4 separate regions of the Mus musculus genome follow, and regions 1, 3 and 4 are each linked to region 2. The links are chromatin loops, found by intact Hi-C in ENCODE. Cell type or tissue: left cerebral cortex. All regions are shown on one strand. Each heading gives the region's core, and the rest is flanking DNA. Links, peaks and the distances in the headings are about the cores only. Region 1 overlaps Adgrd1 (adhesion G protein-coupled receptor D1). Region 2 has its middle 36 kb from the start of Gm34468. Region 3 has its middle 83 kb from the start of Gm34145. Region 4 holds the start of Mmp17 (matrix metallopeptidase 17).

Region 1 (7,855 bases), core at 1,580-6,579, 280 kb before region 2:
CATTCAGCCTGTCTGTGCATGCCAAGCAATGTCCAGCAGATACTTGTATCCCTGTCCTGGGCTGTGGGTCTGCAGTACTCACCCCCTCCACCCAACTAGGGTTCCTCCCTGCCGTGTGCTGTGTGGGTCTGCTGAGCCTCAGCTCTGCCATCTGCAGTCCAGCTCAGGGCTGCTAGCTCCTGGAGGCCCATGGCAGTTATCAGAAGGAGATGGAGTGGGTACCATTCAGTCTGAGAACCCAGGCTCAGCGCCCTGCCTTGAGTTCCTAACTCCAAGTACTCAGCTGATGGTTCTGCTTCTGAACCATCCTTCATCCTTGAACCCCCCCCCAGCCCCCGCCCTCCACACCTGGCACAGAATGAACTTTGAGCATGAGGACCTCAGGGATGCCCTGGTTGTGATGGCTCACGTCAGATTGGGGTGGAGACAGGAGGATGGGGAGCAGGCCTAGCCACTCCCTCTGGAAGTGTGGACCTCTTCCATTAAAACATCAGCGTCGGAGATGGCTCAGCTAATAAAGCATTTATCATGCAAGTGGGGGCTAGAGTCTGGGTCCCTAGCCACCCACAGAAAAACTGAATGGGCTTGGGGGATTCCTGGTTCAAGCTGACTAACTAGGATAACCCCATTGGCTCTGGTTGTAGCCAGAGACCTTACCTCAGTAATAAAGGAGAGAATGGCTGAGGAAGATGTTGGATGCCATTGCTAGAGACCTCAGGGCAGAGTCTTTTCTTTCCTCTTCATCTTCCTAATCCCTATCTTATTCTCTCCCCTGTTGCCTCCCGCTTCAAGTGTTCATTCCTGTCTCCCTTTCTGTCTCCCATTGTCTCATTCACTCCCTGTGTCAGCCTTCTTGTCGGTTGCTTCCCATGAGACATCTTTCCCTAAGGCTCTGGGGAGGCTCCTGGGCCACTTGGGCCATGGATGTGAGCCTAGGAAGTCACATCAGAAAGGACAGTGTAAACTGCTTCTAGGAAAGTCAGGGAGGGGAGGAGAGAGGAGGGACTCTGGGACAGAGCAGATAAAAGGCTTCCAGGTAACGTCTGGGGAGCCCCACCCTAGGTCCTTACTCTGGGGTCCACCAGTCTTATTCCAGAATCTTCATTAAGAATCAGCTGCTCTGAAGCTGGGGGTGGGGAGCTGTCTCCTCTGGGATCCTATTTGAGGAGGAGGCTGCCTTCAGAATGGGGGTCTTGCTCCATGGGGTAAGGGGTAGGCTTGGTGACTAGGTGCAGGGACAGGTTAGATGAGACAGTGCCCAAAAAAATGAAGCAAAGGACTGGCCAGCATGGGCAGCCTAGGCTTGAAGGTGGAAGTGTACCATAGTCTGAGTTTTGGTTTCCTTATGGGCAGGGAGCCCCAAAGGAGTCCAAGAACCAGATGGAAGAGGCATAAGATAGTGGAGGAATTCTTTGTGGATTTTTGTAGAGATTATACACACACACACACACACACACACACACACACACACACACACACACACACACAGAGCCACCTCCCTCTCCATTGGTGGTTTCCATCACCACCGACAAGCCTTCTGAGCCTGCAGCAAGCACCTCTTTGTTCTCTGAACAAAGGGTGAAGATTGCTCCTTTCTTACAAATGAGTAGGTGCATCTTGGAGATTGCTCCAACTAGGTGCATACAGACCAGCCCCTTTCACGTGTCCCCTCAGGATTCTGACCTCCGTGGGGACCTGCTTCAGTGGTAGTTGTCTCTCCAGCCATTCCACACACCCCTTTAATTCTCCTTTTGAGTGCTGTAGGTTAGTTAAATCCCCCTGCTGGGCCTGAAACCCACAAAAGTTCAATGTCAAAGCCTATCTGGCTGTTTTCAAGCCTCTGAGATGAGCTAGGGGATAAAGGGGACTTTGCCAGCAGTTACCACTGCCCCCCAGCACTTTGGGGTCAGGATCTGCCAGCAAAGGGAGGGGGTCCTTATCTCCTGGTATCTGGTGTGACATGAAGGACTCAGTCCTGAGAATCTATACCACACCTGGCCCTGTGTCTTTGGTCCTTGGATTTCCTACCTCCATCCTTGCCTGGCTTTGTATCATAGGTTAATCTTAGTTCCTGACAGCCAGTACAGATAATGGGGAAAGAGCCTATTTTTTGTCTCTGTGGGCTACAGGTATCTCTCAGGAGAGTGGCTGCATCCTGATGTGGTGGCAGTTCCCACCAGGACTCCAGGGACTAGACTCTGTCCTTTAGCCAGGAAGGTAGCTCCTTGTTGTGATTGGCAGCTTAGTCAATCTATCAACCTTGAGGAGTCTCCTGGCTTTTGATGAAAAAGTCCTGAATTTTATTCATTGTGAAGGACTTGTGCACCTCATTTCCCTGGTAAGCCAGGTGGCTGATGGGAGACAGAGAGACTCCTGGGTCCTGGTAGGAAGTATCTGAGGCCCAGATTCCTTATCGGACTCTCCCATGGGGTGACCTGAGCTGCAGAAGGCCTAGTCTCGATGTCTAATTAACTCCGTGAGGGGGTCATGGCATCTCCATCCTTCCACAGTAGCTGGGATGTTCATGCCCACCTGTACCTGCATTGTGTATCCATTTCCATAGGACACAGAATGCTGACAGCCTGGGCTCAGCCCCAGTAAGGCTCCTGCCTGTGGTCAGCAAATGATTGAGATGAGGGATACTCGCCAACCTCGAGCCGCCCAGCGAACCATGGTGGCTCTCAAGGCCTGGCTGTATCTAGGCTCTGTCCAGGGCCAGAGAGTGCATGAGGGGGAAGCTCAGCCTCCGTCAGAGCTGGGACACCATCCGGTAGAGCCAAAAACCCAGCCTTAACAGAACAGGGCCAGGTACCAGATGCTGAGGCATGGATGAGAACATCAAGCCCAGGCTGCTGGGCTCCAGTGGGATGCATAGTCTGTTACATATGTCTTGTATTGCATGGAAGATGGTCTGTCACAACAGATGTCAGTCCAGGTGACCACATAGGTGCCCACTTAAGAGATGGTCCCAAGGGCTGGTGTGTGCCTGCCAGTGAAGGCAAGTATATAGTGACTGTCAATTTGGGGGTTAGTGATACTGAGGACAAGAGACCTGGAAGTGATCCTCTCACCCAGCATGCTGTGTGTAGTTTTCCTAGCCTTATGTCTGTGCATCCACTGGTACCCACCTCAAGCCCCTCACTGTTGCTCTCTGAATTTCATAGCCAGAGGAGGCACATATCTCTGATCATCCTAGATCACCCATTCAGACATGGCTGGGAGTATGGTGGTAATACAGGCCAGGTAGCTTAAGTGGGGAACACAGCGGATACAACGGAGCAACCCAGAGCACGGGAAATGCCAACCCTGAATTCCAGTGTGGTGTAGCCCTCTTTCTGTGAGGCAAGTCTTGGAGGTTGGCATTACAAGGTCAGCACTGTGGGTGTAACCACTTTGGCACCATCCCAGCCAGGGGATGGGATGGATGGAAGGCCAGCCTCCCACATCTCCTTCTGTTCCCGCAGCTCACACATGGACACCAGGTGGCGCTGTCGTCCATCAGTTACGTTGGCTGCTCTCTGTCAGTTCTCTGCCTGGCTGCCACCCTGGTCACCTTCGCAGTACTGTCGTGAGTCACCCTCTCCTTGTGTCCCCAGGAAGTCTAGAAAGTTACTGGAAATATAAGTGTTTCCTGTCACTCTGGCCATTCCTCTGTCTGGCTCTGAAGACCCTTTGGGGGGGCGGGGGCATGCGTCCTAGCTAGTAGGGGTACAGATGTGACTATGTGACTGTTCTCCGGTGACTTTCACTTTCATATCTGAGGTGCAGAAAAAATGGAAATAGCAGGGCCTGTAGGGTAGGGTCAGCAGGTTTTAGACATGTCAGAAAGGTCTGGAAAGTCCCACCTTGGCACTTGAGTTCCGGTGGGATCTGAGCCAGGCGAGAGCTAGCACATACATCCTTGACTGCACCCTCATCAGCAAGCAATGGTGCTTGGTTTTGAGGCCAAGTTATGCATAAATGCCTTTGGATGGGGCCCATCAATAACCAAGAAAGCCAAAGAATAAATAAATGCCTTCTCGAGCAGTCTGCCACGCACAAGGAGACAGTGCAGAGGTGAGCATCTTAGGGTGGGAGGCCAGAAAGCCCTCCCTATTGGTAGTCATCCAGGCCTCCAGGAAGAGCCCTGCCAGGAATGACCATAAAAGAATGGCGGGTCCTGTAGCCACCCTCCTGTATCCAAGAGGCGCCCTCCCTTCCTGCTGCCCTCAATTTCGATGATGCCCATGACGTCATGGGGTGTATTTTCTGCAGGTTCTAATTTAGAATTTCAATTAGTTCCCTCCATCTCCCCCACCCCATCCCTCACAGTGGAAAGGGTGAAACAGAAGAGGGCCCAGGGAGGTTAGAGGAGCCACTGAACTTCCGGGAAGGGCTCAGGCTGTGCAGAGTGGCTGGAACTATGAAAGGAAGTAGGAGGCTAGCCCAGAACAACCAGGGTCCAAGCAGGGAGCTATGGCATGGGCAGGGGTAGGAGCTATGAAGATACTCATGGTTTCTCAAAGAGAAGTAGAGAGGGGACCCGAGTGGGGGTAGGATGTCGAGGCTGAGCTCCGGGACTTACACCCGCCTCTCTGTCTTCAGTTCTGTCAGCACCATTCGGAACCAGCGTTACCACATCCACGCCAACCTGTCCTTCGCTGTCCTGGTAGCCCAGGTCTTGCTGCTGATCAGCTTCAGCATGGAGCCTGGCACGGTGAGTGGGTGCTGACCCTCGGCCGGCAGCTGTCTCTTCTTGAGTCACGGCAGTGGCAGTGGCAGTGGGCATGGCTGGGGAGTAGCAGTGGGCATGTGGGGAGTGGCAGCAACACGGGCTGTAGAACTCTGGCCTGAGAAACTGAGCCTTGCCTCCCCAGGAATAAAATGAGGTCCTGGGAATAAATAAGAGTAAGCAAAGCCTCAGCACGGCCCCCCCATGTACCCCGTGGTCTCACCCTGCACCTTTGCTTGGCTACCAGGTCCCGTGCCAGGTGCTGGCTGTCCTCCTACATTACTTCTTCCTGACCGCCTTTGCTTGGATGCTGGTGGAGGGACTACATCTCTACAGCATGGTGATAAAGGTCTTCGGCTCAGAGGACAGCAAGCACCTCTACTACTATGGGATAGGCTGGGGTATGTAGTAGGGGAGGGGCAGAGGGCAAGGATAGGCTGGGGTGTGTGGCAGGGGTGGGGCAGATGGCAGGGGTGGGACCTATTAATATAGGTTGGGAGGGATGAGGTGGGCCGGGTAGGGATGGGGCAGATGGAATGGAATGGGTTCTGGTGGCAGAGAGGCAGAGCAGGTGACTGTGGGGCAGGGTTTGGTAGAGACGGGATGGGTTTAGATGGAGATGGGGTGGGTTTAGCTAGAGATGGGTTGGGTTTAGGTGGAGATGGTATGGGATGGGGGGGGGATCAGGTGTGGAGGGACATTGCTGGAGATGGGATTGGTCAGCGTGACTCATGGTGTATCAATATACCATTGTCTTGGAAAGAGTCTGTGTTTTGCTGTTGGACAGCGTGTTCAAACCCTGTCAGGCTTAGCTAGTTCAAGGTGACATTCGAGTTCTCCATTCTGACCTAGGTCTTTCCTCTGTTTGCTCTGCTCATTTTTTTTTTGAAGTGAGATGTTGACGTCACTTGGCCCGTTCCTGTTTCTGCTCCCTCTCTGCCTTCCTTTGACTTAAGTGGGTATTTTCCTGTGTGGCGCTTTAATACTCTTAATGAGCTCACCTTGTATTTCCTGGGTCGTTTTCTTTAGCGGTTACCCCCGCACATACTGTATGCATTTCAGCATATTAAAATCTATTTTATGTTCTCACTAAATTACAGTGAGACGGGGAAGCGTTGCTGTTAAGTGTTTCTATTACTTTATCCCCTTTTTTCTGTGGTTATTGCTACACATATCACAACTGCATGGGGGGCCAAGGGTTATGGTATCTCTTTATCAACCTCCCCTCTCTAACAGAAGCCAAGAGAGGAGACCGAGGGTGTGTCTCTGCAGGGTGTGTCTTGTTATCCATCGGACGTACCATGTCTGGTCTTCTGGTCCTCTGCAGATGTCCCTGCAGTCTGAATTGCCATCTGGTCTTGTCACCACGCTCCCACACTGCGTTTCCCTCTCTCCCTCCCGTGTACCTTGGAAGCTTATTACATTTCTATTTGTTATGGACCTAATAATGCAGCTCTATAAATGTCATTTGATATTATTGCTTTTTAACTCAATTGAGAGAAAAGAAAAGAGGAGGGCACCCAACTCCACCGTTGCTTATAATTTCATAAGCTATTGGTGTCATTGTGTGTAGGTCTGTGTTTCTATGTGTGTCCACGAATCTGGGTGCGCGCACGTGGGTGTGTCTCTGTGTTCGCGAGTCTGTCTTTCTGTATGTGTGTGTACATGTGTCTTTGTGCCTGCACTGATGTGCCTGTCATTGCTGTGCGTGCCCCTAGCTCTCTTCCCTGAGCTGAGCATTCTCTTTTCTTTCTGTATCTGGCGAAGCAGCTCTGTCGGCTGTTTATCTCACAACGTCCATCTTGCCTTCATTTTACAAGGTGGCTGTGCTGGACTCGGTTGCTTTTCCTAGGGACACCTTGTGTTCCCTCATTGCCTCTGTCTCCACGGTTGGCCCTGAAGTTCTGCTCTTCATTCTCTCAGGTCCTGGAGCCGGAGGGCTGCTTTTCTCCCATCTCACCCAGCGTTTCCTCTCCCTTTCAGCCTTTGCACTCAGTCATGACCAGGCTGCCTCCCTTCCCAGCTTCCTGGCATTCCTCCTGGTCCTTATCAACTGTTGAAGCAGCCGTGGTGTCTTCAGACACCTGCTTTGCTCTGCTCTCCTCTCTGGCAGCCTGCAGTGCCCACCAGAAGTGCCATGGTGTCTGAGTTTCTCTGGGAACCCTGTTGGCTCCTGTTTCCTCTGATCTCCATGTAGCATAGTCTGCATGGTCCTGACTCTTCCTCCGGCTGCCTGGCCCCTGCCAGCTCCTCTAGTGAAGTTTTCATTTCAATGATTATACTTCTTGGTTCCAGAGTGCTCATTTGACCCACGTTTCTTCTTTGAGAGAGAGAGAGAGAGAGAGAGAGAGAGAGAGAGAGAGAGAGAGAGAGAGAGAAACGCATCTGCTACCTGATGCGTTCTGCTGATAGTTACTTCTATCAGTGTCTTTAATGGCACTGGTCCCTCCCAGGCAGTCTCTCAGATATGTTGTCACTCTGTGATCTTGTGTGACTTAGGACCTTTTGGATCATATAGTTCGGGGCTCTGAGCCTCCTCCTGTGGCTACCTGTTCACTGGTCCACTACTCTGTTACTTGGACTGCTTGAAGCTGGCCCTGGGCTGGCATTTCCTATCAGAGTGGAGGAACAGGGTGAAGTTCGAACCCAGCTGGTGTCACGCTGTTCTTCAGAGGGCTCTGGGAAGGGACAGTGGCCCCTGAGAGTCAGTTACAGTAGGGCACAGAGGGCTGTCGCACTTGTATTGATAAACACACTGTGTGGTCTGGGATTAGAGGGGAGGGCAGCACAGGTGTGTGTCAACAGCCTCTTTAGAATGGGGCTTTCTAATGAAGAGATGAGGGCTAGAGATTTTAGCTCTGCCCCAAGGAATACCCTGCAGGCCTGGGCTGGGGAGCTTGGGGGGTGGGGGGGAAGCAGAGCCATACTCATGTCACCAGGCAGGAAGTAGGGAAGCCACTCAAGTGCCCCAGGCCTCCCTATTCTTACACTGATTTCCTGGATGGTCTTGAATTTATTTATCTCTATCAGCTGCTCCGACTTAGAAAAGTTTACAGGGGCTCTGAAAGTTTCAAAGGTTGGACCCTTACTATCCACCATGCAGAGTCTCCCTGGGCCATGGCTGATGCAATGTCCTGCCTGGTC
Region 2 (7,855 bases), core at 1,471-6,470:
GCTAATTCATCATGCCAGCGCGTGATGACCCTCCTGTGATCCATTACCTTAGCAAGTCCTTCTTATGATCCATCATGCCAGTAGAACCCTCTTGTGATCCCTCACGGCAGCAGAACCCTCTTGTGATTTATCATGCCAGCAGAACCCGCTGCTGATCCATCATCCAAGTAGGGTCTTGCCTTAGAGTTTCTATTGCTGTGAAGAGACACCATGACTAGAGAAGCTCTTACAAAGAAAAACATTTAATTGGGGCTGGCTTACTGTTTCAGAGGTTTAGTTTATTATCATCATGGCAGGAAGCATGGCAGTATCCAGGCAGACCTGGTGCTGGAGAAGGAGCTGAGAGTTCTACATCTTGGTCAGCAGGCAGCAAAAGGAGACTGTGTATCATATTGGGAGTAGCTTGAGCATAGGAGACCTCAAAGCCCACCCCCACAGTGACACACTTCATCCAACAAGGCCATACCTCCTAATAGTGCCACTCCCTATGGGCCAAGCATTCAAACATGAGTCTATGGAGGCCTTCTAACCCCCACGGGCCTTCTAATTCCATATCCCTGTATGTGCTGATCCAAATCCTAGCAGGAAGCCCTTTTTCCTCCTTCCTGAGTGTCTCTGATGCTGAAAGTGGCTGGGTCCCTTGGTCTCAGGCCTTCTTGCACTTTAGACCCTGACTACCTCAGCACTTGTCCACCTGGACCTCTGTCACATGGTCCACATCTCTTCACTGAACAGGAGTCCTACCTGATCAAAGCTCCAATTATAGTCCTGGGACACACACTACTGAACTACACTGGAGTGAGCCTTGGGGGCTATTTAGATCATGGGCAATCCTTCATTTCCACTCCAATCTCATGCTGATATTACTGGGGTTCTACCCATCTTGTTCCTTCTGCACTGGGAAGAACCCATCCCCCAACCCCTGCCAGCTGCCTGGGTCTTGAGTTATGACACTTTTAATTAAATTACTTTGCCAGAGGCTCTTCACTCAAAAAGCAATCGTTCTAATTGCTCATTTTGAGATCTGATCTGTTACTTCCTTGACAGAGAGGCCTGTGGCTATGACGTTGGCAGAAATTAAATGTCTACATCTATATATCCTATCTGTACCCACAGGTGCATGCACACGTGCGCGTGCGCACGCGTGCACACACACACACAGAGAGAGAGAAAGTTTAAAGGGACTTTTCCTATCTACCTGCCACAAACCTCCAAGAAACCACACCTCTCTGGCTGTGAGCAGTCTCTCGTTCTTCCATAGGAAGCTGCCATGAGACATCTCAACACTGTGCTGCACAGCTTCTGGAGGGGAAAGACCCACCCCAAACTCATGGAGCAGTCCTCTATAGAGATTGTGATCCCTGCAGCGTGGACACCTCTCTACCTACCCTTGTGTGTGTTCCTCAAGGTTCTTTGAGAAGGACCCAGACCGTGAGGCTGGTTCCAGGTATACCCTGACCTAGGGTAGGAAGCAGTTCGGCAGCCAGAACTAGGACCGTACCAATTTCACCTGTGCAAATCTTGTCTCTGCAGTGACATGCTGTGTCACTTTGGCATGTGCCAAATCCCTCTGGGCCACAGTTTTCCTATCTGCGTGCTAGGCAGTTGATCCCACAGTGAGACCAGCAGGCTGCAGTGTGCTGTAAGGAGCTGTAAGCATGCCCGTGCCATCTGTCCAGCACGCAGGCCTGCCCTCATCCCCACTGTCTCTGTCCAGGTCTTTGCCAGCATGTGACCAGGCTGACCTCACTGTGAGTGGAAGAGTGGATGCAGCTGCACTGTGGCTTCCATGGGCCTGAGGTCCGTGAGCGCTTTCGTGAGTTCTTCCTCCATAAAACAGTTCTCAAATGACAGCTTGTGGCTGGTGAGAACAGGAATCAATCAATGTTATATTTTTTAGAATGCTTCCTTTGGCCCAAGAGCTCATTTTTCTTCCAATTTGAAGAGAAACTAAAACGCTTTAGTCATCCCCAAGTCTTCAGTCAGCCTGGACACACTCCAGGAAGATCTGCATCCAGCTGGCACCTGCCTGCTAAGACTCTTTCCTGCGGCTTCGAAAAGAAACCCAGAACAGATTGCAACCGGACACTTAGGTCATGTGGCCGTCACTTTAGCCAATGCCAGGAACGTGGGCTGGAATATGCTGATTAGTGGGCGTGGTTTGCTCTTCCCTTGATGGTTGTAGCCCTATTCCTTTCCTAGAATCAAGTGCCCTGAGCAAGGGCACCCCAGCCCCAAGCAAAAAAACAAAGCTTGCAGACAGCAGGTGAATGCCAGACAAGGCAGCTAGAGACCACAGGACGTGATTGGGATCCACAGCCCAGGGACTCTTTTTGATGGCTTGCAAAGCTAACTCTCTAGGGATGGGGCAAAGTCCAGGCTGACACACAGACATCCGCATCTCAGTGTGGGGTTGTCCCCAGCAGTGCCTACAGCCTCAGCAGGGACTATTGTGGTCCACCCCAGAGCAAGAATCTACTCCACAGTGGTGCTGTGTCTTCAGGGCATGTGGACACTGGGTCCCTTTGGTTCTGGGAGAAGGAGGAGGAGGAGGAGGAGGAGGAGGAGGAGGAGGAGGAGGAGGAGGAGGAGGAGGAGGAGGAGGAGGAGGAAATAGAAACAGAGACAGAGGCTTTGTGCTATGGGCTGGACCTCTCCTTCCTGGCTACAGCTAGAGCCTGAACCCTCTCTGGGAGAGAGATGATTGGACTTCCAGATGGAAGAGCCCCCAAGAGGGCATCCCTACTTGCTACTGGGCAGTGCCCTTGTGTGATTGAACACTGCAGGCTTAACTCAGCAATGGAGCCTCTATGAGCACCCAGTAGCTGCTTCTGAGCGCACATAGGCATGTCCTTGGTGCTTGGAGTGGTACACACACAGCTCTTGGGATGCTTATGAGACATCATCCCAGATTCCAGAAACCATATCCAGGTGTCCCCAGAGCTCTGAGCATGTGAGAGCATGTATGGACACACACTCACTCTTCACACACACACAATGCTGTGCACACACTCAGTTTCCCTAGCTATGCGACACACCACATAGTTTGCTTTCTTAGGCTAATACATGACTTCACTTGAGTCTTCTCTCTCAGAGGGAGGGACGGAGGGACGGATGGATGTCAGAGCTCATAAGTCCCTTCCCACCTGCCCTGGATAGAAGAGACCAGTGGTCAGTGGAGAGAAGGAGGTCATAGTTGTACTGTCAGGGGCAGAGGAAGATGGTCTAAACATGAAAGGCCTTCAGAGAGCCATACAAGGCTGCCTTGTATAGGGAGTAGCCCCTCCCAAGCTGGGGTTTCCACACAAGATGGTATACGGATAAAGGTCAACCAGCTGCAATATGTGGCTTTGGGGTGGGGGTGGGGGTGTCACACAGGTCTTTTTCTAGCTTCACCCACAAACGGGAAGGGGGGCAGACACCAGGCTACAATGTGGGCAGGGTTGGGATTACTCAGGTCTATTTCTAGCTCCAGCCCACGAGCCACTGAATGAGACAGTTTGCGGAATGAGGCATTAGACCCCTGCAGCTGTGACCTAAGAGCAAAAGCCACCATTCTCAGAATGGGAGGGAGGCCAAGGGCCCAGTTATAAGGGAGAAAGGGGCTGAGGCTTCTTTCTGCACTGGCAAAGAGGCTCCCCCTAGGGACCAGAGGGAAGGAACTACCTTCTGCACCTTCCAGCGCTCCCAGTTGCTATGCAGAGCATCCCATCTTCCTCAGAGCATCGCGTCCTCCTTGCCAAGTGCTCACTTTCCTCATAACCACCCCCAATCCTTTCCCTACTGTGGCCCTGCTGCTAAGGTCGAAGTCTTACCAGACAGCCCTGAGCTCGGTGCAAAATGGCAGACTCCCTTTGCCAGTGGGACTTCCTCTTCTCTGAGGGATCCAGAAGCCCACCTGAGGAGTGTCACCTGAGATCCTGCACCTGAGAACCCTGGAATGCTTCCCCATGCTAATGAGGCATTTCAGAACCTCAAGCCTTCAGCCAATGACCTTTGCCTGCCCTGGATAGTCTCACCCCTTTCCCCAAAACTATATAACCCTTGAATCACCCCGAATAAAGGGTATGCATACAAGTCCACTCCAAATAAAGAAATAAGCTCAAGCTAAGATCATCTCAGAGAGCTGTTTCATTGAAGATTGCCAGAGAAGGCTTTCTCCTAGAAGAGCTGTAATACTAAGATCCTCAGAGAAGTCCTTCTGCCCCTTGGCCCCCACATTCATTCCCAGCCAGACCGGGATCCTGCAGGACTCCATCTGCTCTGCACTCTGCTTTATTATTCCTGCCCGGTGTGCAACGGGGTCTGAACAGCCTGAGGTGAATGAAGGCAGGGGAGTATCCAGAATCACACCCTACTCCCTCCCCAAAACTCCAGACCACTCTATATCATTGTCTAAACCAGCAGCCTCCCACAGCAGGGCGCAAGTGCTACCCCCCTGAGCCCTAGTGCCCTGGATGGTGACTGGACTGTGTCCACACTTCACAAAGACATTCTCTGAGAACATAGAATGGTGAGATCCATGGTGCAGGCCAAGGTTGCTGTGAACAGCAATACTACCAGGCTGAAAGGGTTAACCAAGAGCCGGAAGCTGGGGAAGCAGTGGGTGTCAGCCCTGAAAGGGATGAACAACCAGGGCCACTCTGCTCCCTGCGTCTGTCTCATCAGAGAAAGCAGGAGGGAGAAGAATGACAGGAGTTGGAGGGGGGTTCTGGAACACAATGAAGGATAACCACATATGCAAATGCTGAGGTCAGTCTCCTACACTAAGCACCAGCCCCCACCAGGATCCCCTGAGTCACAGGGGAAGGGGAAACAGGGATGCAGTTGTGTTGTAGGGGAAATGTCCCTCTGTCACTCTATGAAACACTGTTTCAAACAGTGACCCAGGAAGCAGGCTGTTTTTGTTCTTGGACCAGTCAAGAAGCCTGTGGACTCAGTGGACCTCAGGCGGGCTTCTCAGCCTCAGTGGCTGAGCCATTGGAAAGTTTCCCCGAATGAGGGCTGTTGAGATGACTCAGCCGATGAAGGCAGCCTGACAGTCTAAATCCAATCCCCAGAACCCACATAGGAGGAAAAGCTGAACTCCTGATAGCTGTCCGCACTCCTGCTGTCGTATGCACACACATGCACACAATCATTCATGCTGTCGTGAGAACACACATATACACAATAAATACAAATCACTTTTAATGGTGCCATGACGGACAGCAGAAGACAAGAGCATTCTCTACCCATCTGAATCTCAGAAAAGGACATTCCTGCACAGGCCATCAGCAGAAGGTCCCCTACATATCATGTCCCTTCTCCTCCCTAGCCTTCCTAGTCAGGGCCAAGCTGGACTTCAGGATGGGAGGTGGGGCCAGGTCTCCTGACTGACCCTGTCCTCACTGAGACTTTCTATTTCCGTTGTCATGACAACCTTAGAAAGCATGCATCCTCCCAGTGAACTGCCAAGTGCATTGAGTGTCACTGTAGGAACACAGCAGGTGCCAAGTCTCCCTGAAGCAATGTGACCTTTAGGAAGCATAGACCTCTCAGCTAGAGCCCTAGGCCAGAGCCAGCTCAGAAGAGCAATAGGGCTCAACTCATGAGTCATTAAAAAATATGCCAGGGCTGACGAGATGGCTCAGCGCATAGAACAACTGACTGCTCTTCCAAAGGTCCTGAGTTCAAATCCCAGTAACCACATGGTAGCTCACAACCACCCTATAATGAGATCTGACGGCCTCTTCTGGTGCATCTGAAGATAGCAATAGTGTACTTATTTATAATAATAAATAAATCTTTGGGCTGGAGCAGGGTTGACTGGAGCAGAGCAAGCGGGGCCGACCAGAGTGAGCAGAGGTCCTAAAATTCAATTCCCAACAACCATCTGTACGGCTACCGTGTACTCACATATATAAAATAAATAAATACATCTTTAAAAAAAATGCTAAAGTGTCCCCAGACAACTGTGTGGGGTGGGTCAACCTTCTGTGGGACAATAGGATCCAGACACACAGGTAGCCTAACAAGGCTAATGCAATATCCTGTCATTGTTTCTCCAAGTGACCTCAGGCTACCGTGTCCCAGATTGTACAGGTGCCCACCCCATGCTCTTCTGCAAGCTGAGCTCAGGACTCCTAACGGGATAACACAGGAGGGAAGACCAGCCAGCTTCAAGTCCGGGACAATGCTGCAGCACATACCCCACGCCTCCTCCCTGCCCTGAACTGCCAGCTCATCTTCCTGTGTCTGTGTCCTTCACAGTCCACAGCCCATCAATGCAAGACCTCTAAAACAGAGTCTCCCCCAAGCAGATCCAGCTGACTGCCCAGCCCTGTACAAATGGCCCTGCCAAGAAAATGGGGCTCTGATCCCATAAGTACAGTGAGCTGTGGTGACATAAATAAAATCAGCCCCAGGTCTCAGACATAGGGTGGAGAAAGGGGGAGGGGGGTGCAGGTCAAGGGAGCGTTACTCTGAGTTTATAGGGGCATCAAGCAGCCAGAAGGCTGCCTCTTCCTAGTATCTAAGACAATTCTCCAGATTTTGCTCATAAGAAGCCCACATGTGACCTGGGGAGAGAAAAAACAGAAAGTAGGAAGTAAGGGTCCCCCACAGGTGCCCACAGTGGAGGAGAGTTGGTGCACCCTGCTTCTCTATGGCTGGAATATCATCCCCTTGGGATATCATCCCCCAAGCCCCAGGTGTCACCTCCCTGGGATGTTGTCCCAAGCTGCCAGCCTACTTCTGTCACCCAGGCCTCATTTTCTGAGTGACCGCTCCTTCCTAGTAAGCCACGAGGCTGAGACACAGCCACAGGCCTCTCACTAATTAATGAGAGGCAGCAATTAGCCATTTACAGCAGAGCAAACGCTGGTAATGGGATTTCTAATTCTGGAGGGAAACGAAGTTAAGCTGTGTTCAGAGAAAACACAAGTTTGGAATCTAAGATGTTCTCAATTCTGGGCTCCGTTCTGGTAATTAATCAGACGGAAGTTGCTAAGCTCTACAGGAGAGACCAGAGAGAACGCCCCACTCACAAAACATCTGAGAGATGGAGTAACTTTCTGTCCTGGAAGCACCAGGGCGGGACACGTGGATGCTGCCTCAGAGGACACATGGTAAAGGTGTAGACATCCGTCTCACTGCCTTTGACTTTAACAATCCCTACCAGTGCCGCTGTACCTGCTCAGAACTGGGCTCCACATACATAGTAGAGTCGCAGCTCCATTCTGGACATCTCTGGGCAGCTCCGGGCAGCTCTGAGCCTCAGTTTCCATGGTGAGAATGGAATTCAGACTCTGCTCTGTGGTTTTGGATACAGTTAGAATATGTGTGTGGGATTGGACACTGTTGACATTTTCAGAGTGTTCCAGATATCCCTGTTGCCCCATCTGCCTTCTTCCTGGGATGAAGTCAGCTGGTGGTCTGCTTACCACAAGGCTGAAAAGGCCAAACATGAGTCCCCAAAAGACAACTGGAGAAAGTTGTCACCCCCCCCACCTGAGTCTGTGTCCCTCATGCACCTGTGCCCACTTCCCCTGCACCTGAGATGCCCCTCCCCCACTGCATGTGCTTCTGAGCCCCTCCCCCACCTGTGTCTACCTGCCCTGCCTCTGGGTCTGGCCAGAAGACAGCTGTCCTGTCCTCCCACGGCCCCACGCTCCCTCCTTTCTCCCATCCGTGCTCAGGCTCTGGGGAACACATCAGCTTAGCCAGGAGGCATGCTGGCCCAGCCTAGACTAGCAGGCTTCACACCCCCTCTACAGAACCTCTCCCAGCATGCTGAAAGGTGTCTTCGTTCAGACTTTCGAGCTGACATTTAATATTCTTGTTTTGAATCCGGAGACTGGCTGCACCGGACACA
Region 3 (7,855 bases), core at 1,762-6,761, 66 kb before region 2:
TGCTGAGCTGCCAGCAGGGGGCACTGAGAGTCCAACTCCCTGGAGAGACTCTCTTAGGCCCATTCTTCTCTCCTGATTAAATCTCCTCTAAATGCTGTCATCCCAGGGAGGGAAAAGGGCTCTCCTTATGAGGCTTATGAGGGTATCAGGCACCATTCCCCAGACTCTTCCTATACCCTGGGGCTTTAAGCTTGGCCAGGGAGGATGGATACAAAGTAAGGCCTTGGTCGGCAGTGCGTAGATAAAGAACACACACACACACACACACACACACACACACACGGGGGTGGGGAGGAGAGAGAGAGAGAGAGAGAGAGAGAGAGAGAGAGAGAGAGAGAGAGAGAGAAAGGAAAGAGGGGGGGCTTTGGAAAACTGGTTCAGTTTAACGGGTTGGGTTGGGTTGGGTTGGGAGAGAAAGGAGTATTTATGGCCCTGGGGAGGTGGCCAGGATCCCTGGGGCAAGGTTTATGTGGTTGTGTGCAATTGGCCAAGACAGGGGTGTTGGAAGATCTTCCATTTGCATACCCAGAGGTTGGGGGGTGGGTGGGTGGTCATGTGGGGAAACCCTGTGAATTAGGATCAAAGTCTACTTTGACTTTGGGTCATAGCTTCTCTGAGCTTGGCATACAATGGCAGACACCCTTCAGCAGGACTTCCCCTTCTCTGACCTTGTCCGGGGAGCCTGAACCCCACACCCTCAACCTGGGGAAGGTCGAGTAGTCCTTAGCAGACCGGCAAATTCAATTTCCTCTTTTCCCAAATAAGAACCCACCCAGCAAGTAACTGGGATTCCTGGAATGCCTCTCCATCCAAAGGAGTTATTTCCCAGTACTTAAAACTCTGGCTAATGAAACTTTACCCTCAGAAGAACCCCTTCCCAGTTTCCAAGGGTCCTACATACCCCTGGTTCACCCTAACTAAAGGGTATGCATGCAAGCCCAGCCTGAGTAAAGCCCTGTGCAGGGGTATCTGAACACTCTGAGAGGTAGGCAGCAGAGGATACAAAGCCACAGCTGCCTTCCCACCCCACCCCACCCCACCGCCGCATCCCCACCACCACCACTCCCAACCCCCCGCCAAATGCATACCACAGGTCAGGGAACCTTATAAAGTCAAACAACAGTGCAGCTTGATAATTGCCAAGGTAATAAATTCTTACTAGGGCTAACAGTGGGGCACCTGACTTCCTGGCACCAGGTTGAGAGAGGAGGGAGCCAATGACTGTCAGCCTCATCTGAGGGATCCAGGACTTGAAGCCCTCCTCAATCTTCCTCCATTAATCCTGGGTCAATGTCCTCCCTGACCTCAATGTCCCCCCTGACTCCTCGCCAGGCTCTCTAGACAACCCTCCATTCTACAAGAGATAAGGCTGATGGCTCTTGGGTCTGTCCCATACAGTTGAGGCGTCACTGACAGCGACGGTTTCAAGAGCAGGAGTCCTCAGAACTGAAGATCAGGGTTGCTTCCTGCCACAGAGCCCGGTACTCCTGGGAACCCATTCTACCTCAAACCATCCCCCACGAGAATGTATGACAGGTGAATGCAACGTATCATCACTTTGACCTCTCTCAGTCAGGTGGTCACTTGGCGGACACAAATTATCGGCTCTCAGCATGCAGACATCTGAGGGTGAAGTGTGAGATGCTTCTTGGAGGCACGTGACCTCCATGAAGGGCAGCTAGTCATGCGGTTCTTACGGGCAGGTGGCGGGGGTTAATGCAAGTGGCACTGTGATATGTCAGTGTCGGGAGAAGACGCCCTACAGCTCAGTAATCATGATGCAAAGCCCTCTGCCACAGGCAAACCTCAGATTTGCCTTTTGTTCCCTGCCCTCAGTCAGTAAATGGCTGATGGGGACAAATGCACTCAGAGGCAGTTTCGATGGCCATGGCCTCTGGCCAAAGACAGAAGCTCTCTGAGTTAGAGGCTGAGGATGGTCTTAGCAGATGGAGCGTGTATCACAAGCACAGAGAGACACTCGTTTTTCTTGCAGCGCGTTTATATCCTCATTCTGATGGACGATCGATCGTCGTTGAGAGCCACAATCCAAATGGTTGGGAGGAGGCAGAGAGATACATCTTCCGTGCAGAGCTCTCTGCTCCCTGTCTCTCCTCGACAGTGTTCAAGGACCCAGAACAAGGTTTAAAGTTCCAAGGGCAGGGGATGTCACAACAGAACCAGCTTCCCTTCCTCCAAGAGGCTTACAATATTGTCCGGATCTGTCCTACAATTGTTAAGTATGAAGAACCTTCTGGACTGGGGCTAGAGAGCTTGCACTGGCTGTTCTTCCTGGAGGACCCGGGTTCCATTCCCAGCACCCGCATGACAGGTCCCAACCATCTGTAACTCCAGTTTCAGGGGAGCTAACACCTTCCTCTGGCATCTGTGGGTACTGGGCGTGCACGTGGTGATGCCTAGACATTTATGCAGTCAAAACATTCACATACACAAAAAAATTAATTTTTTTTCTTTAAAAGAGAGCCTTTTAGATTTACAGTAGATAATTGCAAGTGTTTGCATGCTTGAAGATCACCTGAGGATTTAATGGAACCCAGATCACTGGGATGTGCCCCAGCTTCTGGAGATGCAATGGGCAGTCTCCCTGGGCTGGTGCTGACCACAGCTGTTGGAGATGGTAAACCCCAGATGCCTGGCTATGTGACAGGGTTCCCATAGGACAACAGAAGCCGCTCCCTACCATGGCAGAACTGATCCACCTCTGAATATAGAGGATGAAAAAGAAGATGAAGACCCAAGAGCTGACAGCAGGGCTGGAGAGACGGCTCAACAGCAAAGAGCATGCACTGTGCTTGTAGAGGAGCTGTACTCTTCCTGTCTAGCATGATCCCAGGGACAGACCTGACTAGATGATCCCAAGGACAGACCTGACTAGATGATTCCAGGGAGAGACCTGACTAGGGTAGTGAGAGAGTGAAAAAAAACAGAACACAGACAGAAAGTTGGAGCATGGTAGAATGGGCTCTCAGCTGAAGAAACCACAGTACCCTGGATGCTCAATGTGTTTATTATAGAGAGTTGAGCAGGGAGGTGGGGTTATTGCACACAGCTGAACAGCGAGACTGGGTTACCATATATTGGATTAAGGTGACAGGTTTAGCTAATCTTGGTAGGGAGCAGTCTCTGGAGGAGAACAATCTTCGGACCATGAGTATCGGGGGAAGAGAGCTAAGGCGGATATTTTCTGTCCACACTGTCAACATCCACACATGGACCTGAAGTGAAGGCTTTGTCATTTCCCTCCAAGCCTCACCCAGGGGCAAGGCATTGCCATTACTGTGTGGGTCTGAGACTCTAGGGTCCTCAACATGGTCATGTCCTTGTCAACAGTGCACATTCACCAGGACTTAACTCAAGGTTTGATCTGCTCCATGCAGAGCTGATACAGTTCCAGATCATAGCTGCAAGCCCCCTGTGTGTGTATATATATATGTAAATATATGTCATATACATATACATCATATACATGTACATATACATCATACACATGTGCATATACATATACGTCATACACATGTGCATATACATATACATCATACACATTTGCATATACATCATACATATATACATCATATACATGTGCATATACATGTGCATATACATATGCATCATATATATAACATACATATTTACACACATATATTATATACATATATGTTTATATTTACATATACATATATATCATATATTTATACACATGCACACACACATATAAATGCTGTCTCTGTACTGGAGTGTGAGATCCCAGAAAGCCACAGCCCTGCACACAGAATGCTGAAATGAAAATAAATCCCCTTCCTGGAGACAGAAGCGTCACACCCTACCTAACCCCACTTTCATATCCCAGGGACCCAAGAACAGCCAAAAGAGGCAGTCCTTGCAAGGACTTCATAATGACAGCAAAACCTTAATAGGACTGTGAGTTAGCAGGTCTAGTTGGAGCTCTCTGGGGACTCTGCAAGGCCAGGGCCACTAGCATCCTTGTCAAACACAAGAGTGGAGAGACCAGGAGCAGTAGAATTTCCCTCCCTGCTGCTATCAGAAACTTGCAAAATCCCAAGACCAGCCTGACTGGAGAGAAAGCGGATATCAGTCCCTGCTGAGTCTCTGCTGCATGTCCACCTGGCCCAGATTGCTGGCTCCCTGTGGACTCATTTTGTTTCCAGCTCCAGATCTCACTTGCAAAGCCCAATGCTCTCCCCCCCCCCTTCTCTCTCAGGAGTTTGGCAAGGCGGTCAGTAACAGAGGTGTCTACAGAATGAAACCCAGCCCCTTTGCGGGATACTGAGGGAGAGGCTCCCTATTCCTTACTGAAGAGAGCAGCTTGGCACAGGAAGTCAACAGCTTGCATCCACCACAGGCACTAGAAGGAGCCAAGTTCACCATGCATGCTGCAGCTGCTCCTTGCACCCACTGCTCCCCTAACCAGCCCTGGAAGGCAAGCAAGAGATGACAGATACCCACAGACACTGGCAGGCGGTGAAGACATATCCCACAGCAGACCACAACACTTGAAGAGGTACTTGAATCAGCAAAGATGCACAGGACTTATGCCAGAGAGCTACCTGCATGGCCGGCTGGTCACTGAGGAAAGTCACCTGCCACCAAGCTGTTCTATATAGTGTCAAAGGGACTGTGGGCAGTATTACCTATCTACCCACTGTGGCTCTATAGGGGACATTTCCTACCACAGGCTCATGAAGTCCAGACAGAGGCAGCCCTCAATAGCACTTCTGCAGAAAGAGTCAGAGGGTGGAAGGTTCCTCCTGTATGGGCTCTGGGAAGGGGAATGGGAAGAATAGGAGTAGCAGTGGCATGATGTTCTATGCACAGTGATGGCCGTGGTCCTGCAGGTGCTGATTTGGGTAAAAGCAAAAGATGAGCTGGGCACAAGAGCTAGGGATAGGCTGGGCGTGGTGGCTCACGCCTTTAATCCCAGCACCTGGGAGGCAGAGGCAGGCGGATCTCTGAGTTCCAGGACAGCCAGGGCTACACAGAGAAACCCTGTCTCGAAAAACCAAAGAGAGAGAGGGAGAGAGAAAGGGAGAGAGGGGGGGGGGGAGAGAGAGAGGGAGAGAGAGAGGGAGAGAGAGAGACAGAGAGAGACAGAGAGAGAGAGAGAGAGCGCTAGGGATAGACTGACAACCCTGAACACTGAGGAAGCCTCAGGCTTGAGGGTAGACCAAAGACGGGACCTTTCTGGTGGTGCTCTGGTGGCTCAGGAGACAGACTAGGCTCAGAGCTTCCTGCCCTTCTGCCAACTCTGATGGAAGAGGACGGGAAATGAATGCAGCCCCCCCCCCCACCCATGGTCTGGCCTCCTCACTTAGGAACAGCCAGCAAGGTTCCAAGAAGTCCAAGAGAGCTGTGGCCACTTGTCAGGTTAATTTACAGTGTTTGGATTCATTACAGAATAATTATCTCATCGATTTGCTGTTGGCGTGTTTATGGGTTCTGCTCTCCGATCAGGAAAGATATAGAGAAGCTAAAGTAACTTTAATTATGTTAGTGCCTGGGAAACTCGAAAAGTTTGGCACCTCAAATATTTTTAAATTCCAGAAAAACGGAAGTGACCATCCACAACAAAGTTTTAGCACTGTGGGGCCAGTGGCCTGGGAGGTCACATCCTCAACCCAGCCAGGGGGATGATCACTGTGAACTCTGTCCACTGGTATCTGGGTGGGCTTGCCTTTCATTTTTACAGAGTAAAGGCCAGACCCCATGTATGACACCTACTTACTTCTCGCTGCCCTAAATATTTATAGCAGCCCTTCAATTCCCCATGAGGAGCCTCTCCTACCCTCTAGCCCTGTGTCTGAAGGTGCGATAGTACCCCTAGGTCAGGAGGGACCACGAGAGTCCTGTTGCTCCACCCTGCCCCACGAGGCCTGGTCATCAAATGTAAGGCCAGAAGAGGCAAGAGGTCCTTTTGAAGGCTGGATTGCAGCAGCCTTTCTGCCACCAGGAGGGCTTTGCATCTGCTCTGAAGCAGAAACCTGAGAAAGAAAATGCTTAAGAGTGAACTGCTGTGCCTGACTGAGTGACTGTGAGTCAAGGTGTCCATGCTCTGTCACAGTCACTGCGCAGGGGTGCACACACAAGCACCCAGAAGAGCCACTCTCTGCCGGATGCAGGCATCAGCATCCTGCTCAAGGGCATAGTCTTTGCAAATCAAAGAGCTATGTCTAGAGCTTAGAAAGCTAAGGCGACCCTAACTTTAATAAATAAAGTCAAATCATAATGAAGACTTAGTACAAGGGTTGAGAATAAAGATCAGCATGATCTTTGTCCCCTAATGCAAGTGGCAGAATTGACCCAGGTTTGTCTGAACAGTCAGGAGCACAGAATCAATGAAGAATGAGGGCTGTCAAACTCAGATGCCACCAGTGTCTCCCTTCCGGGTCAGGCGGGCCCTGGGGCTGGCCTCACTCTCTGGCACTCAGCCCCAGTGTCTACCTCTCAGAATTGCATCCTGCAGCTCTTGACAGAAGCCTGAGCCTAAAAGATAGGAAAAAACATTCATATGCTTCCTGACACCTGTCCTCATGAAGTGGTGGTTTTGGGTGCATTGTGGGATATAGAGGAAACCCAGATGTCTCCTGTGGGAGGTGGTCTGAAGAAGAATAGCAGGTCTCCCTCTGCAGCAGCCAGTCCTGAGGGTAAACCACAGGCCTCATCCTTCACCTCCCCCAAGGATGAGGTGTCTCCCCCCCCCCCCCCACTGGCCTTCATGCCCCATCTTTTCCCCAAGTTCACGCTGACTCAGGCTTAATGGACTTAAGGGGGACTTGACCTTCAGGGGTCACTATGATGCATGGGCATGTCTCAATGACCTGCTTTTCTGCTAGTCACAGGATTAAGACCCATCTTTCCCACCAGGCTCTACTGGCAAAAGGGCGTGGCTGCAACTCACAACCCCACCCACCTAGGACACTCCCCACTGCAAAGAGAAGCCCTGAAGGACATAGCTCTTCTCCTCACGCCCACAGGGAGCTTATTTGGAACCACAACAGAGACCCACAGTATCCAACACAAGGAAGCTTCTGGAACGATGGCATATCTGCATGTGCACCTCCAAGCCAGCTCTGTCTGCCCATGCTGTATAGAAGAGGAACGAGCAAGACGGAAGCACGGTAAAGACAGGCTGACTCTTCAGACTACAGGGAGTGAGAGAGCCTGCCAAGAGCCAGTTGGATTGAAGTCACAGGCTCCTGGGATCGCTGGGACAGGTTGTGGGAGGACTCACAGATGAGATCATGCATTTCAAAACATGATGAATATGAATGATTGACGGGACTTCAGGCCCTTGGCTGGCCCTGGGCTTCTGGGCTCAGCACTATGAAGGTGGGCTTGCAGTGCCAGCTCTCTCTCTCTCCATATGTTCGTGGACATCCTCTACTCCCTTCTCTCTCTCTCTCTCTCTCTCTCTCTCTCTCTCTCTGTCTCTGTCTCTCTGTCTCTGTCTCTCTCTGTCTCTGTCTCTGTCTCTCTCTCTCTCTCTCTCACACACACACACACACACACACAGAAGCCAGTACCAGGCAAACATGAGGCCCCCACTGAGGAATAATAAGCCGTGGTGCTAGTGTTTGGTCTGGTTGTTTGATTTGGTAGGATTCTAGCTGTTTGATTTGGTCTGTTCACCTCATAATAGGCTATTTGTGTAAGAGCCTCATTCTGAACTTCAGCTCTGATGATGGAGAAGTGCGGAGGAAGAAGAATGTGCGTCTCACACCCAGACAGCAGGGAAAGGGAGAACCAGGGAGAAAGCCACAGGGCCAACTAGCCCAGTTCTACAGACAGATGGGTGCCTGCAGAGGGGAAGGCCTGGGGAACT
Region 4 (7,855 bases), core at 1,531-6,530, 120 kb after region 2:
AATATGAGCCAAGTCCTAACTAGCAGCACTGCACCAGATAGCCCCTCGTCCCAAATCTTGAACAGCCAGGAGGAAATAGTCACTAAACATCATGTCCTGCCTGGATAAAATCTTTGGACTGGCAATATTAGGAGAAACGCAGTTGTGAGAACCATTTATTAAATCTTTGAGTTTTTGTTTTGTTTTGTGTGACAAGATCTCACATGGTGAATTCAGGCTGTTCTAAAACTTGTTATGTGGCTGAGGCTGGCCTTGAACTCCTAACCTACTTGCCTCTATCCCCTAATTCCTGGGATTACAGTCCTATGCTATGATCTCTACTCTTGGTTAAATCTGATATAAAGGGCCCTTAACTCCTCATGAGTGGTGGCAGCATACGTTGTTATGGTAGAAGTTGGTGACAAATCTCAGAACACACTTCTGTCTCCACAATATTTCTATGACTCAAAATACCCTAAATTTAGAATCTTATTGTTAAAAAAATGGGGTACAGAGCTAAACAAAGAATTCTCAACTGAGGAATACCGAATGGCTGAGAAGCACCTAAAAAATGTTCAACATCCTTAGTCATCAGGGAAATGCAAATCAAAACAACCCTAAGATTCCACCTCACACCAGTCAGAATGACTAAAATCAAAAATGCAGGTGACAGCAGATGCTGGCGAGGATGTGGAGAAAGAGGAACAGAACACTCCTCCATTGCTGGTGGGATTGCAAGCTGGTACAACCAGTCTGGAAATAAGTTTGGTGGTTTCTCAGAAAACTGGACATAGTACTACCTGAGGACCCAGCTATACCTCTCCTGGGCATATACCCAGAAGATGCTCCAACTTGTAATAAGGACACAATGTTCATAGCAGCCTTATTTATAATAGCCTGAAGCTGGAAAGAACCCAGATATCCCTCAACAGAGGAATGGATACAGAAAATGTGGTACATTTACACAATGGAGTACTACTCAGCTTTTAAAAATAATGAATTTATGAAATTCTTAGGCAAATGGATGGATCTGGAGTATATCATCCTGAGTGAGGTAGTTACAAAAGAACACACATGCTATGCACTCACTGAGAAGTGGAAATTAGCCCAGAAGCTTGAAATACCCACGATACAATTCACAAACCATATGAAACTCAAGAAGAAGAAAGACCATACTTGTACCCATCTTAGAAGGGGGAACAAAACACCCATGGAAGGAGTTACAGAGACAAAGTGTGGAGTAGAGACTGAAGGAATGACCATCCAGAGATGGACTCACCTGGGGATCCATCCCATTTACAAACATCAAATCCAGACACTATTGTGGAGGCCAACAAATGCTTGCTGACAGGAGCCTGATATAGCTGTCTCCTGAGAGGCTCTGCCAGTGCCTGACAAATACAGAAGTGGATGCTCACAGCCATCCACTGGACTGAGCACAGGGCCCCTAATGAAGGAGCTAGAGAAAGGACCCAAGGAGCTGAAGGGGTTTGTGCCTCATAGGAGGAACAACAATATGAACTAACCAGTACCCCCAGAGCTCCTAGGGACTAAACCACTAAACAAAGAGCACACATGGTGAGACTCATGGCTCCGGCTGCATATGCAGCAGAGGATAGCCTAGTCGGACATCAATGGGAGGAAAGGCCTTTGGTTCTATGAAGGCTCTATGCCCCAGTGTGGGGGAATGCCAGGACCAGAAAGCGGGAGTGGGTGGGTTAGTGAGCAGGGGGAGGGGATAGGGGAAGGGTGTTTTTCGGAGGGGGAACCAGCAAAGGGGATAACATTTGAAATGTAAATAAAGAAAATACCCAATTAAAAAAACCACACACACACACATTCCACGTCTGACAAGCAGGAAGGCCGGTGCTCTGACTGCCTGAGACGGGAGCACAACCCCCTACCTGTCACCCATTCACTTCCTTCCCGAGAGCCACCTGACCCATTCACAACCTAGGCCTCAAGAGTGCATCAGGAAGGATAGGGTCGTGGCTTTGCTGAGACACGTGACTACCGTTCCTCGAGAACAAGGCAGGCGTGGAACTGTTGGCAGCGTGCCTGGTAGGCATCGTTCTGCCTCAGGGATCCCATGATTGGGTTTCAAAGCTCACTTCCAGACTGTCTGATGATTGATATTCTCTTATTTCCTCCACGAGAGAAAGCAGTAACTGGAGGGACACTTGCAAAGGCAATATTTAGACATTGGCTTTAATAAAGGCAGGAGGGAGGGCAAGACATTTCCTTCCTTGTTCTTGTTTGGAATGAATAGTTCTAAAATAACATGTTAAGAGACATATAGATGTGATGACTACAGTTCTGGGTCAAGAGCTCTGTCTATCAGGTACATGGAAGGGGGTGGGGAGGCAAGGCATCAGACTTGGCCAATGGGTTGGAAGGCCTGTAGTTTGCTCGCCAGGGGTGTCCAGGAAGCCTATGAGAGATTAAGCTGAGTCCAGTGCTGGGACTGTGGGGGGCACAGCAACCAGAAGGATGGAGGAGGCAGAATGGGTCCCGGGATCAGAAACACAGGGTGGGAGTTGGGGGGCACTTTCAGGGGCCCGTGGGTATGAGACACTGCCAAGGAGATATGACAAAAGTGAAGGGGCAGAGTGTAACGGACACAACCCACGTTGCACCAACAGCCACAAGAGTAAACAGCACATGGCCCCCGTGGATGGTGGGATATCATTTAGCCTCTTAAGAAAAAACAGTATGGCTGCGCCTTGATATGCTCAGTGAGACAAGACAGTCAAAGAAAGAATCCCTTGACCGGGCATGGTGGCGCACGCCTTTAATCTCAGCACTCGGGAGGCAGAGGCAAGTGGATTTCTGAGTTCGAGGCCAGCCTGGTCTACAGAGTGAGTTCCAGGACAGCCAGGGCTACACAGAGAAACCCTGTCTTGAAAAAAGAAAGAAAAGAAAGAAAGAAGGAAAGAAGGAAAGAAGGAAAGAAGGAAAGAAGGAAAAAGAAAGAAAGAAAGGAAGGAAGAAAGAATCCTGAAGGCTCCCAGTACTGTGAAGACACCAGAGCAAGTCCATAGAGAGAGTGACAGGGGCTGGGGAGTCTACTTCAAATCCCTCAACAAACCTTGGTTTGGGAACTGGAGAGATGTCTTGGTGGGTAAGAGCAGTTGTTGCTCATGAAAAGAACCTAGGTTGGCTTTCTAGAACCCACAGGGTGGATCACAACCATCCATACCTCTTGTTCCAGGGGATCTAATGCCTTCTTTGACCTCCTCAGTGCTCTCTCTCTTGCTCTCTCTCTCTCACACACACACACACATGAGTAAATAAATATAAATAAATCTTTTTTTAAAAAGTTGGGTCAGCCAGGCGTGGTGGCGCACGCCTTTAATCCCAGCACTCGGGAGGCAGAGGCAGGTGGATTTCTGACTTCGAGGCCAGCCTGGTCTACAGAGTGAGTTCCAGGACAGCCAGGGCTACACAGAGAAACCCTGTCTTGAAAAACCAATAATAATAATAATAATAATAATAATAATAATAATAATAATAATAAAGTTGGGTCATTGAGATGCCTTGTTAAGTAAGGGGCCTCCACCCAAGCCTGACAGCCTGACCTATCCCCCCCACCCCCCCAGAACTCACACTTCGGAAGGATAGAGACTCCCACAAGTTGTCTTCTTATCTACAGATATGCAGGACTCCTGAGAGCATCCCAGGGCAGAGCACTGGGAAGCAGAGACAACAGAGACAAATGTGGGACAGGGACTGCAGAAGCAGGGAGACCGGGAGGAGTTGGCCAGCCAAGAAAGGCCGGGCTTGGAGAGTCTGTGAAATCTTCAGCACCAAGGAAAGATCCCAATGAACAAAGCCGGAGCTCTGCAAAATCAGGCGGCAGGAAGAGGAGGTTCCAACACCTTCTGAACTGCAGATGGTGCCTGCTGCTCACTGCTGCTGGGAGCTGCTTACATCAGCTACCAAGCTTCAAGAAAGTGGTGAAAGCTTGGAGCAATAGAAAATCGAGAGACGTTAGTCTCTGGCATAACCTTGAATTAGCCATGGTCTAGGCCACCCAGCTCTCAGGAGCCATAAGCCTCTGGGTCTACCAGCCACACCCCTAAGCTTTGGGAACACTGAGGCTAAGATCTGCCAACCCTAGGATGGAATATCATGATTCCTGTCAAAGCAAGGAAGGAGTGGCCAAGTGGGTGCTAACAATGACATCACCAAGCTCCCACCCATGTGTGCAATGTGAGATAGGCAAAAGGCGACATTGGGTCCACTTGAAGGCAGAGGCTGGCTACTACACCCACCCACCCACCTACCCCCACTCTTCCCAGCACTAGACCTGCGCTAGCAAGCTCTTAAGCCCAATGGTAGATATCTCTGCCCTCTGGGGCTGATGCCTCCAGGAGCCAGGCAGTGAACAGACCAGGCCCAAAACAGATGGCAGAGCGGGGAGGAGCCGCTTGGAGTGTGAATGAGGCGATGCTGAGTGAACAGGGAGTCAGGGGCGAGGGATGTTTTTTAGAGATGAAGCAAGCGTTTGCAGAGAGATCCGAGACATAGGCTTTCAACGAATCAGAAGACAAGACACCACCACCCCCATCATGCCCCCCCCAGCACGTGTGTGTGCGCGCACACACACACACGCACACACACAGTGGGTGCAAAGGTCCTGTGGCAAGAGGGCATCTGGAGGCCGTCAGAAGAGGTCAGGGGCTCTACCAGATGGGGGAAGCAGGCAGGAACAAGCAGGGTGATGATGTCAGAGCAGAGCAAGATGCCACGGGCTGAGGAGAGGAGCTTGGATTTGTCTTCCAAGCACATGAAGCACCTTTTCCAGAGTGTGACGTGGGCGGTGACATCTCAGTCATCTTTGGAACGGATGGCCTGGCTCTGATTCAGCAGGTTGCCTGTTGGAAGCCAGGGTGGAGGTAAAGACTGCGTAGGAAGTGCTTTGGGATTTGGACTAGTGGTTCTCAACCTTCCTGATTCTGGGACCCTAGACCTCTGGCCTAGGGCAAAGCGCCATAGACTCACTGGCTATAAAGTGCCAGCTCCAGCCCTAACTGGTAGCACTACCCTGGGGTTGCTGTTTAATGACACATCATAGCCTCTGCCTCCCTGGTCATGGGGCCAACTCTGTTATAAACAATAATGTGGCGGCAGCAGGAGTAAGGAGGGACCCATGCTGAGGTGTCCCTCTGAGAAATCACGCCATGGGACAGACCTGATGTAAGGGAGGTTTATTTGGAATGGAGGGGAGGGGACTGAGGACCTGGAGAAGGAGTAGAGGCAGACAGAGCCACAGGGCAGAGAAAGCAGGGATAGAGAAGGACAGAAAGAGAGACTGGCCAGGAACACGTGAGAACAGAGAAGGGGGAGGGAAAAAGAGGGGGGGGGAGAGGAGTTAGACAGGAGATGGGGAGAGTGGGGAGAGACAGAGAAAGGGGCTGGGGTACTTCTCTTATATGCTGTCAGGTGATGAGAGCCATATGATGACCTAATCTGTTGCTCGGTCGCTGGGAAGAGTCTAGCAAAATTGTCTGTAAGCCAACAAACTCTCCTGTGGCTTCTCCCCTGTTCTTTCGTCTGCTCCTTTGGAGTTTTGTTAAAACCACTTCCAAAACTCTCGAGCCCAGTTGGCCTGCAGCTCACCATCCTCCTGCCTCTGCCTCCCCAAACGCTGGAGTTTCAAAGTCCTGCTACCATGTCCGGGCCTCCTCTGCTTCTATCAGATCACTTGACAGTGGATTTGGGGGTCACCTAGACAATCCCCAGTGAGCTTATCTCAAGTTTTTTTTTAACTCAATTATAACTACAAGGACCCCCATCCTAGCTGGGTATGGGAGAACACAGTTAAAATCCTAGCACTCGGGGGCTGAAGCAGGACACAGTTCTAAACAAACCAAAAAAGATTCCTATCCATCTAAGAGTATATCTGTAGTGTCAAGTAGACATTTACCAAACTATAGGAGACCTGGAAGAAACTCCCAGAGCCAGATAGGCAAAGGCAGGGCACCTTGGGAGGAGGTACCAGTTAGAATTGGCAGAGTCAAGGGGACAAGGGTCTGGAGCCAGAGCCCCTAGAGCCACCCATTCCTGAACCAGTTCTTTTGTCCCCAATTTGCTCCACATTTCTCTGAGATTTCCTTTCCACATAGGGACATCATTTAGGAGAGGCCCAGAGACCTCAGAACAGATAGAAGATGGGGCCACCCGAGCTTTGAAGCTGATCTCAGAGGGCCTACGAATGCAATACGTTTCTCTCTTCTTGTCTAACAGGAGAGCATCGATCTTCTCCCTAGGGACCGAACCGACCTTCCTTCTAATGCAGCATGAACTAATGTCATGCATTAATATTGTAAACCTGACGGGCTGTAGGATCTCCTAGGAAACAAGTCTCCCAGCACACCTGTGAGAGATTATCTAGATTAGGTTAGCCTCTGGACACGCCTCGAAGGGATTATCCAGATTAGGTTAATTGAGATAGGAAGACCCATTTTTAACTAACTGTGGGCAGTACTGTTCCACGGGTTGATAGGGAGTTTGTTCCACATAGCTAAACACCCGGGAGATGCTACTGTCTTGTGGCTGCGCACTCTCTGTCTCTAGGGCTTTCTCGTGTCAAGGTCCTAACCCCCGCCCTCCCACCCCCCAACCCACGGACCCATCTCAAGCTGGTGCAGAATCTAATCTTCTCCCCAAACCACCCAGACCCCCGAGAGCAACAGGGTATGGATAGACACCAGCTGGGAGTTGAGGGAGGGAACTTTGCCTTCAAAGCAGGGAGTCACCCACCCTCTCCTTTAGAGGCATCATCTAAACCTCAGTGTCCGCGTGCAAACAATAAATAGACTGTAATCCTAACGACACCGAGGGACTAGAGAAACCCGCGGGGAAGGGGCTGGAGACCCAGCCGCTGGGGCGGGGGCTTGGGGTGGGAGGGCGCTGGTTTTGAACTCTGTCCCTTGGCCCAGCCAGTTTCCACATTGTCACTCCACATTGTCTCCTACTTAGGTATTATTTTCTCTGGACCTCAGTTTCTTTGTGTACAAATTGGGAACTATGGTTTCCACTTCTTACGGGTTGCGAGAAAGAAAATTTCATCTGTAAAGTGCTGAGCGGGTGCCAGATCCCAGCTAATGTTTGCTATTCATAGCCTCCCGGCTCACGGAGATAGAACGGGTCCAGCCCGCCGGAAGCATGGGGGGTTCACTCCCCGCCCCTCAAAACAAAGTCTCTTTTTTCACACCTGATGCAGACCCTCAGCAGCAGAGGCTAGATGCTCCCTGGCGGACTAAGGGGAAAAGGTGCTCTGTGCCCAAGGCTCCATACAGGACTCAGGTGTGCTCTCGGCCTAGTCTCCCGTCCTAAGCCCCTACTCCCGCCCACGCTCACCCATCCCATCCCACCCCATGCCCCCGCTCCCTCCTACGCTCTCTTGTATCACACTAATCCCCTCCCCCACCTCCGATCTCTCAGAATCGGGGTGCTTACTCCCACTCGCCCCAAGACTCTGTGGCCCGCGGGCTCCCCCGTGTGCCCATCACGCGCGCTGCAGCGGTCTTTAGGTCCTAAGTGACCTGAAACTAAACCAAGGGTTCTAGCAGGCGACCAGGGGGCGCGTCCAGAGGACGGCAGAGAACTCTAGGACACTCGCAGCCCGATCCGCCGGCTCCCTGTCTGCAGCAGTGCTCCAGCCTTCGGGGTGGGCAAAGCTTCTGTGCCATTACCGGGTCCCGCCCGCGCGGGGGCCCCTTTAAGGGAGTGGGCGGGGCGATGTTTATTAGCATACATTAGCATGGCCCTGCCCCGGAGGCGGGCGGGCGCGCGGCTCAGTCCCGCGGAGCGGAGCGGTGCGGGCGCGGAGCCGAGCGAGGCGCGGAGCTGGCTGCTGGCGGGTGCGGGG

Evidence for each region. A loop is a pair of places that touch in the nucleus more often than their neighbours do. Peaks named below come from ENCODE experiments on the same cell type or tissue, not always from the same donor. Only the 100,000 strongest peaks of a DNase experiment are listed, where the experiment ranks them.
Region 1: a loop joins it to region 2, with 2.6 times the contacts of the local background. A loop is called at or near these places in 2 of 42 quality-filtered maps.
Region 3: it touches region 2 in a loop (4-fold over the local background); 2 of 42 quality-filtered maps call a loop at or near these places.
Region 4: a loop joins it to region 2, with 5 times the contacts of the local background. A loop is called at or near these places in 3 of 42 quality-filtered maps.

The regions. Positions count from the first base shown.
Region 1 is chr5:129,174,585-129,182,439 of GRCm38, forward strand. It overlaps Adgrd1 (adhesion G protein-coupled receptor D1), which reads left to right. Exons shown (of 25, transcript NM_001347486.1): 16 at 3,465-3,568; 17 at 4,585-4,696; 18 at 4,959-5,112. Among named protein-coding and RNA genes, the nearest start is that of Gm46923, 62 kb to the left of the region's middle. In left cerebral cortex, for the core only: a CTCF peak has its summit at 3,478 (motif pointing right); DNase peaks (open chromatin) are centred at 3,480, 6,064 and 6,312.
Region 2 is chr5:129,453,290-129,461,144 of GRCm38, forward strand. No RefSeq gene overlaps it. Among named protein-coding and RNA genes, the nearest start is that of Gm34468, 36 kb to the right of the region's middle. In left cerebral cortex, for the core only: a CTCF peak has its summit at 3,640; DNase peaks (open chromatin) are centred at 2,045, 3,030, 3,599, 4,668 and 1 more place; H3K27ac peaks cover 2,926 bases.
Region 3 is chr5:129,386,870-129,394,724 of GRCm38, forward strand. No RefSeq gene overlaps it. Among named protein-coding and RNA genes, the nearest start is that of Gm34145, 83 kb to the left of the region's middle. In left cerebral cortex, for the core only: no CTCF peak of the experiment used is centred there; DNase peaks (open chromatin) are centred at 4,171 and 4,371.
Region 4 is chr5:129,576,409-129,584,263 of GRCm38, forward strand. It overlaps Mmp17 (matrix metallopeptidase 17), which reads left to right and starts at 7,761. Exons shown (of 10, transcript NM_011846.5): 1 at 7,761-7,855. In left cerebral cortex, for the core only: no CTCF peak of the experiment used is centred there; DNase peaks (open chromatin) are centred at 3,844, 4,159, 4,401 and 4,794; H3K27ac peaks cover 1,694 bases.